Regions from separate parts of the Homo sapiens genome. Here regions 1 and 3 are each linked to region 2. A link is a contact called in ENCODE Hi-C or POLR2A ChIA-PET data. All regions are on one chromosome and are shown on one strand. Each heading gives the region's core, a stretch centred on a gene start or an enhancer-like site at or near the end of the contact. The rest is flanking DNA. Distances are from core to core; before and after follow the strand shown. Region 1 overlaps IKZF2 (IKAROS family zinc finger 2). Region 2 overlaps IKZF2 (IKAROS family zinc finger 2). Region 3 has its middle 57 kb from the start of SPAG16-DT.

Evidence for each region. Hi-C counts contacts between places; a loop is a spot of excess contacts on that map. ChIA-PET counts read pairs that join two places held with the same protein, here RNA polymerase II (POLR2A). Pooled maps may share reads with other maps.
Region 1: a map with no recorded cell type shows a loop between it and region 2 (2.3-fold over the local background). The contact joins two enhancer-like sites. A Hi-C loop is called at or near these places in 2 of 168 maps with a recorded cell type or tissue (naive thymus-derived CD4-positive, alpha-beta T cell and natural killer cell), 8 of 37 single-sample maps with no recorded cell type and 14 of 50 pooled maps. POLR2A ChIA-PET finds 5 or more read pairs at or near these places in 4 of 52 experiments (GM12878, OCI-LY7, activated CD4-positive, alpha-beta memory T cell and 1 more).
Region 3: a pooled map shows a loop between it and region 2 (5-fold over the local background). The contact joins two enhancer-like sites. A Hi-C loop is called at or near these places in 5 of 37 single-sample maps with no recorded cell type and 8 of 50 pooled maps. POLR2A ChIA-PET finds 5 or more read pairs at or near these places in 1 of 52 experiments (A673).

Annotation. Positions count from the first base shown.
Region 1 is chr2:213,035,939-213,039,079 of GRCh38, reverse strand. All of the region lies in intron 6 of IKZF2 (IKAROS family zinc finger 2), which reads left to right. Among named protein-coding and RNA genes, the nearest start is that of MIR4776-2, 110 kb to the right of the region's middle. RefSeq lists an enhancer at 928-1,197. Within about 2 kb of position 1,264, at least 6 of the 41 ENCODE cell types and tissues checked have a DNase peak (open chromatin) inside an H3K27ac peak, as active enhancers do; they include GM12878 and natural killer cell, where a contact is called at or near this core.
Region 2 is chr2:213,117,500-213,120,504 of GRCh38, reverse strand. All of the region lies in intron 4 of IKZF2 (IKAROS family zinc finger 2), which reads left to right. Among named protein-coding and RNA genes, the nearest start is that of IKZF2, 33 kb to the left of the region's middle. Within about 2 kb of position 1,389, at least 6 of the 41 ENCODE cell types and tissues checked have a DNase peak (open chromatin) inside an H3K27ac peak, as active enhancers do; they include GM12878 and natural killer cell, where a contact is called at or near this core.
Region 3 is chr2:213,225,772-213,228,951 of GRCh38, reverse strand. No RefSeq gene overlaps it. Among named protein-coding and RNA genes, the nearest start is that of SPAG16-DT, 57 kb to the left of the region's middle. Within about 2 kb of position 1,356, at least 3 of the 41 ENCODE cell types and tissues checked have a DNase peak (open chromatin) inside an H3K27ac peak, as active enhancers do.

The DNA of each region.
Region 1 (3,141 bases), core at 15-2,514, 81 kb after region 2:
ATGCCCTCAGAGAAACTGGTAAGACAAGATGGTCTTCTTCATATCTTCAAATTTCTTAAAAATAAAAAAAAAAAATTACCATGTGGCTTGGATCAAGATGGAGCTCATCTTTGACCATATTGTTTAAAGAAACAACATAATGTTAGTTGCTCTAGTTTTAAATCTCATAGAAATAGTCTCTTAATTTGTCATGAGAGTAGTGTACCCTCAAACGCATTGTTGTCTCTTACTAAGGAATTTATTATCACAATCACATCGTTTCTTTAAATTGACAACTGATCAGTGATTTCATAAGCTAAAGTATTTTCTAATGTACTGTAGCATTTGTCATCACTTACTCTCTTTTATAATACACCAGTTTCTATTTTGTTTTATTTAAATTATCTTCCCTTCTTCTTTTGAGTGTTGTGGTCTGCTCTTTCTTGTCTTTCTTATAATTCTTTTTCCCTCAATCCTTCATCCATTTGCTTCCATATTACTTCACTTTTTTTTTTTGTAATGACTTCCAGAAAAAAAGTACATAAATAACTTCTTCAGTGTATGTATCATGCAAAATGTTTTGTATAAGATGGGATAGCTGCAAGTTATACACCTTTGGATATTAATAGTAGTGATAGTTTTGTGGAATGATTGAGGACAAAAATTTCTGAAAATTAGGTACTTGGCCAGAAGATTATGATAATCGGTTGTTTTCCTATTTACATTATTTTAAAACCAGACCAGCTGGACACGGTGGCTCACGCCTGTAGTCTCAGCACTTTGGGAGGCCGAGACGGGCAGATCACGAGGCCAGGAGATCGAGACCATCCTGGCTAACACGGTGAAACCCCGTCTCTACTCAAAATACAAAAAAATTAGCTGGGCGTGGTGGCAGGCCCCTGTAGTTCCAGCTACGGGAGGCTGAGGCAGGAGAACGGCGTGCATCTGGGAGGCGGAGCTTGTAGTGAACAGAGATCCTGCCACTGCACTCCAGCCTGGGTGACAGAGTGAGACTCTGTCTCAAAAAAGAAAAGAAAAGAAAAGAAAACAAAACAAAACAGACCACCATGACTTTTTTTTTTTTTTTAAGGATAGAAACATTGAATTAAATTATGCTGGTTTAGAAATTGAATCCAGTGCAGCTCATTCATAATAGTGATGGTGCATTAAATGTAGTATAATTTGTCTTGCAGGCTTCTCATGAGAAGGAACTATTTTAAACTGATTGTAGACCTGGCACCTGGCCCACTTTCTGGGTGATCTCCCAAGTGTGAACTTTCCCTACCCTTAGCCCCTCCTTTCCTTCCTGGAGGTGGCTGATAGAGGTGGATTATACTGATAATTACACAAGCAGTGTCAGTTGCACACATGATTTGCATAACTGTGCTGTGCTGATTTCATCCATCAAATTCTGATACTGATGCCTTTGGTGCCTCACTGTATGCTTTGCAATAAACACTGAAGAAAGGAGATGGGATTAATATTTTCATTCTTGACTCTTAAAACACACACTTGAGGTCCTACTCATTGAAATTTACCTAGAAGGTAAAAGCCACTTTCAGTCAGGCCGGCTGTAAGACAGCCCATTTGATTTCCACCAGGTAGAACGCCTCTTTCCCCCTACCCCAGACCAATAACCATTATGTATCTACTCTTCGTTATTGTTTCTAATAAAAGAAAGTAAAACTTTTAATAGCATATACAATCACATCTTTTATGAATTGTAGTAGTCATGCTTCTTTCAGACCCTATTTCTAGAAGGAATTAATAAGCCTTTCTTTTATAATTCTATGCAGCTCTTTTCACTTTGGTGCAAGTCATTTAGAAGATCAATTTATTGTAGGAAGCTTTCCTTCCTCCTTTATTATCAGGAGTTCTAAAGAAATGGACAAGATTCTTAGCTGCTTTCTCATTGTTCTGAATAATCTACACTGTCCTCATTCCAAAGCTTGCTACCACAGTTTTGTACCCTGCATGGATTTAGTGTGGACAGTCTTAACTTTGGCCATTTCACATTTTCCCTTCCACACCATGAGTCTGCAGGCCTGGCATGTTTGGAACTCCACAACAGAAGTGGAGAGGCTGCACGCAAACTTTATTACTCACCTAGTATCCAGAAGGGCATGACACACTGGGACTTGTGTGTGTGTGTGTGTGGTGTGTTTTGTTTGGATGTTTTTTTCTAACCTAACCTTTACCATTTCTTTCAATTTTTCCTACTTGATCTGTGTATGTGAGTCAAAGAAACCTGTTCATCCACAGCCTATACTATCTTGCCAAATACTGTAAGAAAACTCTCAAATGGTAGAAAATCAGACAAATAAGAAAGATAAAAACCAAGTATCATTCATCATAAGCATGTAAAATATATTTAGAATATAATTAAAGTTTTATGTAAGGTATCAGAAATCTATCAGAGTGGAGTCCTTTTAAATTGTATAGAAATATGATGATAATGATTATAAGCAACTGGATAAGAATAAAAGGTCCTAGATCCAGCATCTCAAAGAAGAGATTTTGCATCTTCATCCCTTATATACCATATTGATTGAATGAATTAATGGACAGATTATTTTATTTGAATATTCTTATATTAACTAGAAAGGTTTTAAAGATTCATGGAGGTCAATGGTGGTTGAGTATGTTTCCTAGTACATGATAAGTATTAGTCTATTACAAAAATTAAAAATTATGGGTATATTTAATAAGTTCTTATTTTGTGACAAGCATTATGTTAAGGGCCTTATTTTGCAGATAAGTAGAGTCAAGTTTAAAGAAAGAGATGTTACCTAATGTCCTCACGCAGTCATTTTACATATTACATGTATGCCTCCTCAGCTTATACAGATTATACTTTCACCTTATTTTTCTTTTATTTTCCATGGTTTGGCAACAATGTATTATTGGATTAGATTTCAAACACACACATACACACCCACAGCACAATAAAACAAGAATTGTATCATGCTCTTATAAACAAAAATCTATCATGAGGCTTGAAGACATATAGCAGCTTAGAACAAAATAAATCTAACAATAGTATAAATTATATTTGTGAGAGTACTTTAAAAATTATGATCTGATATAGCAAAAAAAATCATACCTTGATAACTATATGTTTACATTTTATCCAACTTCCAATATACTCATGAAAGCTGAGAT
Region 2 (3,005 bases), core at 140-2,639:
CCTGAAATTCCTTTTCACATATACTGTGCTTCAGCCACAGATACTTGCCATGTCTTGAATATAACATATTCTTTCAAATTGCCTTTTCTTTGCATGAATCCTTCTCCTTTCCTTGGATTTCTGTACTTTTTCTCAACCAGGAAAACTCTCAATCCTTTTCAAAGGTCCAGTGTAACTGCTTATTTGAATTTTTAGTTATTCCCCATATTTCTATAGCACTGAGTATGTACATGTATCTATTATAGTATTCACCACATTGTATTGCTATTGTTTTATGTCTTTGTCTCCCATATTAGATTTTGAGCTCCTCTGGGGCAGACTATGTCTTGTTCATCTGTGTACTTATAATTTTGCCACTGTACCTGGCAGAGAATAGGTGTACCACTTCCCATTGTTTTATGAACAAATGACTAAAAGGAGAGTGAATGAACTTTCATGAAGTGGATGGGAGTAGGAACTGGCCTTGAAGAAAGAGAGATGGAGTTGGCTGCTTTACCTGGGGAATGAAAAGAGGGAGAGACCTGGGCTCACATAACATGTAGTCTGCCTTCAACAGCAAATTCTTTTCTCCAAACAAACAGATACTATCTCACTAAAGTCGAATAAGTGAGACTGCTTCTTTCTTTGCCAGGTACTTACTGACTACTAACTAATTATTTTTCTTCTCCTTCAAGATTGCTAGTAAAGGCCAATTTTAATCTGATATCACATGCCCTTATGCACACAGGATGTGGTAGGGATCCATATATGATGGTGACCTCTGAACCCGAGTCTGTAGAGAAAGCCTTGCATTCAGTACCCAAGTCCATTCATCTTGGCTTCAGGCATATTCTTATAACTCAGAGCTGACTAAGATGGATATGTCTGTAGCTGTGCCTCATCATAGGGTAGAGTATTAATACACAAAATTACTAGGGACTTCCTTATGTGTGTCATCTGTAACAGAATAACAACAGAACAGTGGTACATCCTTTCTTTTTTTTCCTCCTTCTCATGTTTCTTGTCTCCCACACTTTCATCTCTTGTTTATGCTGGCTCGCAGCATTAGATTTTTTATGAAACTTCCTCTGACTAAAGTTAGGGAAATTTGTTTCATCTCAGTCATTTGCTCTTTGTCGAGCTGACCTATTTCATTAAAAAAAATGAGGTTGTGGTAGGATGAGTACTTAGAATGCAGGAAGGGGGCATGCCACCAGTGCCCTAGCAAAGGTTATACAGATAGGGCTGGCTTTAGAGAATTACCTATGAATTGTTTTGGGGCCCCTTTTACTATTCTTTTTTTCTTTCTTAGCACTTCCATTTGCAAACCCACTTCCCTTGTGGTACTTGCTTGTTGCTTCACTGTCCTGCTCAGTCCTGCCTGCCTTTCAGGGTTGCGTGATTCTGATACGTGTCTTCACAATCTTTCTTTATTCAAACCAAAACCTGTCTGTGGACACTAGGAACCCTTTCCCCAGCTTTCCATCCTGTCATAGAACAATTCAAGTAAATGAATTCAAGCTAAGGTTTTTGAGACTGACATAGTTTAATAGATTACTGTTGTTTTATAGTGGCATAAATGCTTTAATAGAGATGTCTCTAGAAATTGGTTCCCAAGCCATAGTAGTAAATTTCTGATAATGGAGATTTCAGGTACCAGATTATGCTGGAGGGTATGGAGAAGAAGTTTGGGAGAGTGATTATTTTTCTTTTGTTTTCTGTCAAATTAATACCATTAAAGTAACTGTCTTTGCAGCCCAAAGGTAGTACCAGACCTGAGTAGAGACTCTTTTTTCACAAGCACAAAATATTAGCACTGATGACTGACTTTGTAGTTACAAAAGTGTTAGAGAATATTAGAATCTGAAAGTGACTCTTTGGCCATTCGTTGACCCTGTTCCAAAAATTTTTCTGGGAAAAAAAGTTTTAGGTGGCATCTGTAAAGCTAAACAAGAACTTTGATTAATATTCTTTCAACTGCCTTTTCAGTTTGTTAGAGTTAGTGTTTTTTACTTTTGTTTTGTTTTAATATAAGGAACTTCTAGTTATAGTTTTACAAATATAGAACACATTTACAAATGTCTTTAAATACCACATAACATATACTCGATAGTCTTAGAACAGAGCCCTCCACCTAGCTAGTCTCTTCTGGATAAGCAGTTCTCAGTCATGTGTAGTGTTGAAAAGGTGTGCTCATTTAATTATTTCCACAGTTGTCAAACCTCTGCCATGGAAAAGAATTTCAACCATTTTGATAAAGCCCCTATAAAACCACAGCTTCTAAATATCCTTAAAAATGGAAAGCCACAGGTATACAAAATATATTTTGCAAAAATATACCAAGTGTTTCTATTGTGGTGTCCAATTCACTTATTCTAGAATAGAAGGAAAGCCTGGTGTGTTGGAAGACAGAGTAAAAAGTCATTAATGTAACAGAGATTGTCTTTTAAGTCCATTTATAAGCCGTCTCTCTTTTTTTAATGAGAATGCCTTTTTGTTCTGTATCCTGATTATGGTAGTGGTTATAAGAATCTATGCATGTTGTAGAACTGAATGCTAAAAGGAAAAAAATGCTCATGTTTTTTGTATGACAACTTTAAAAATAAAATGAAGGGGTTAAAGAATGTCCTTTTCACTTGAAACACTGCTAAAAATGGTGGTTAAATTCCATTGAAAGAAACAACAATAAAAAGGCTTAGTTAATGTGGCAATTGTAGTAGGGTTAATAGTATTATACAAACTAACACTATGAGGAAATACATTTTAAATCACAAATCAGAACTTGGGAAATACACTTTCCCCTGTTCATTGTCAAGAGTGGGAAACGGAAGTATTGTAATTAGCCTTCTGGTGCAAGTGGCAATAAATGCAGTTGCAGTGACTGCAGTGATGGATGTAGGGACTCAGGATCAGAATTTGAAGAGGGTAGACCTAGAGTAATTGTTAGAGCCCCTGCCCTTAGCAGAGCATGTCTTGACTGTTGTGCAGTTAGCAGCTCCTTGTGCCTAGCATTTTTTCTGGAGTAG
Region 3 (3,180 bases), core at 107-2,606, 110 kb before region 2:
AGTCATGAAAGAGGATGCAGGGTGATCTGATTTCTTATTACCTGACAGGACCTTTGCTTTGGGATTATAGCATTCCAGAGTTCCACACCTGATCCCACCATTTGCTGCTATGTGCTCCTTATGTCAAGTCAGCACATTACCAATGTCTTTTGAGTATTAAAAATTGAAAAACAGTGACCATAAAATGTGATACTGCTCATTAAATTAAATGTAAAATGAAAATCTTGCACAAATAAAATTTAGTGTTAATTCTTTCTGACTTGAAGGGTAATATATTAAGAATAGTGTGTGCATTTTAACACGGTGCAAGAATGTCGACATTACAAGTCAGGCTCCTGTTTGGATTGTATGGGGGCATCCTCACCAGGATTATCGTACAGGTTCTCCATGAAAGAGTGCTGCAACTTAATCCAAATTTCCAGCCACCTATATTATGTAGAAAAAGATTTGTTTCAAGACTTCCAATCTTATCTGCAGTTTGTTGATCATAGAGAGTAAGACTTTATCTGAATAAAGATTGTAATTATCACTTGAACCTGAGAGGTTAAAGTTGCAGTGAGCCGAGATCATACCACTGCACTCCAGCCTGGGTGACAGAGCAAAAAAAAAAAAAAAAAATTATAATTAAGTACTCTTTCTTATGAAGCATGCATGCATGTGCAGACACACACACACACACACACACAGAGAGAGCTAGAAAAGATTTCTTACACTGTGTTCTTTACATAAACACAAGGCCTTAGCCTAATTTTTTCCCCTCAAACTTAAAAGTATGTCTCATCCCTGGGACAGCCAGGAGGAGCTTATGGTGGCCTAAGTAGTCTAATCCCTTTACTCCACCGCGATATCTTATACATTGTTATTTTCAATATGTATCATATGTCCTAAGTTTGGGGAGTACCAGTGAAGACATTGTTCAGTGCTCTCAATGTATAGGTAGAGTCTATATTAATCACCAGTGCACATACTTTCAGTGAACAATTGGTATAGTTTATAATTAGGGCTTTATATTGTATGTCTAGATTTGCTGTTTATTTTTCAAATAATTCATTATTATTATTTTACAAAGGTATCTGCCCATGATGAAGTTGGGGAAAAATGGTCCTTTAAACATAGTTAGAGAGGGACATGCTCCAGGCTACATCTATCTCAATAAAAGTAAGGTCATTTCCTCTGCTCTTCTCCAGTGCTGGATTCCCTCCCAAATGCTTTTTTATACTCAAGAAGAATTGATTTTAGTTTCTCAACACTCAAGCCAGGACCCACACCTGCTCCCTTGAGGTTGGAGGAGTCATAATCACTTCCTGATGGCAAGTGCACTCTTGCATGAGACCATGATCCTGGTGTGGTCACCAACTGCAAAGGCCTGGTGTTTATGTGAAACCTAGCTAGTAGAAAACATACTTCATTTGCTTCCATATGGTTAGCACTAGGGTAAGTTTTCCTTGTCTGCTGAACTTTCCCAGGGCTGCCAATGGTAAATACCATTTCTGCCCATTATAGTTTTCTTAAACCTTGACTGTCATGCCCTTTTCTCATGTTACTTGGGTTGCAGTGTTTGAACTTACTAGACTGCCTCACATAACCTGTTCCCTGGTTAATAGGGACAGCATCTATTCTGTATCCTTCATGGATTATATTGCCTCATTAATTCAGAATCGTGATTCTCATTCACCAACATGACCTGGTGTAGGAGTCAGCCCAACAGCCCCATTTCTTCCTACGTTTATGGTAACTTTATCTTAGAGAGAAATTGCCTTTGTATGTTAAAAGACATAGGACAATGCTAATCCCAGCAATTGCCACAACTTTAAATCTAATGTGGAAGAAGTTTAGGGTCTTTATCCCTTTTCTACTAAATAGCAGCTGGGTTTGATCATCTCCTTCCCCAGCAGGCTTCAAGCTTTCCTCATTAGTAGTAGCTTTTGCCAAAGAATATACACCACATACACTAATTCCGCTTCCCCGGAAACTCCTTTACATATTTTTCCATTTTTGTTCACCTTAACATTTTTCATACATCACAGTTCATTTTAGACTTTAGTACCTTTGACATTATCCTGACAGTCAGTATCATTGTAATATTTAAGTAGGTAGCCTTTCTTCTTGTGTCTCACCAATTTAAAATCTGATCTTGTCAGCTGTTTCCTGGGGAGTTACACTGGTTTCGTTCAGTACATTGCCCTGTATTGTGTTTCTTCCAGACGATATGAAAATGTATAGGCCAACAGTACCAATTTCCCTAATAGCTTTCTTCACCTTTTACTGGATGAAAACTATCAGTGAGATAAAACAAGACCTTATCAAATGCTCAGCTTTCAAGAAATTAGATTTTCAGTTAAATGTGCACTTAAAGTCCAACTTGTCATTTGCACCAGGTGAATATTATCTATTCACTTTCTTTGGTCAAGTTCTCTCTAATACTCTTCTACAGTGATAATAATAATTAATTTTTATTGAGCACCTTCTTTATGCCTGGAGATTTGCGTTTAATCTTATTTAATCCTCACAATAACCCTATGTGGTAGGTATTATCATCACCCACATTCTACATATACGGAATTTGAAGGACAAAGAGATTAAATAAGTTGTCCAGGGTTCCACAGCTATAAGTGACATATTCAAGATAGGAGCCCAGGCAATCAACTTCAAAGTTCAGCCTGGTAACCACTGGGAGATACTGCCTAATTTTGTTTCTAATCTCTTTTTAGCCTCACACACATACCCTCCACAATTCTATAGATTTTCCTGAAGGAATATATCTTCACCGTACTGCTCTACCATACCTTTCTTAATAATAGTTCTGTTTCTTTTGAACCCAGGATCATCATATCCTATCATAGTGTATTCTAGTAGTGAATTTCCTCCTTCATGCCCTCTCGTGTCACGTGAACTTCCTTATGTCACAACCTCAGTTTCATTTTGTTTATTAATCATGTTTTTCAACTACTCTGGCCCCTAGGTAATACAAGTAAAACAGACGATCTGACCAGATGAATCTAATTTACTTCCCTCAAAAGTATATGAAATTTTGACAAATACAGAGAGGAGCATACCCTGATAGTTCCATTACTTATCTTAGATAGTTTTTAAGTGAGAACATTAAAAGAAGGGTTATTTATAAGGTTAAAGTTGGAAGAGATTTTGGAATTCATCTAATTCGACACCCGCTTTTACCTT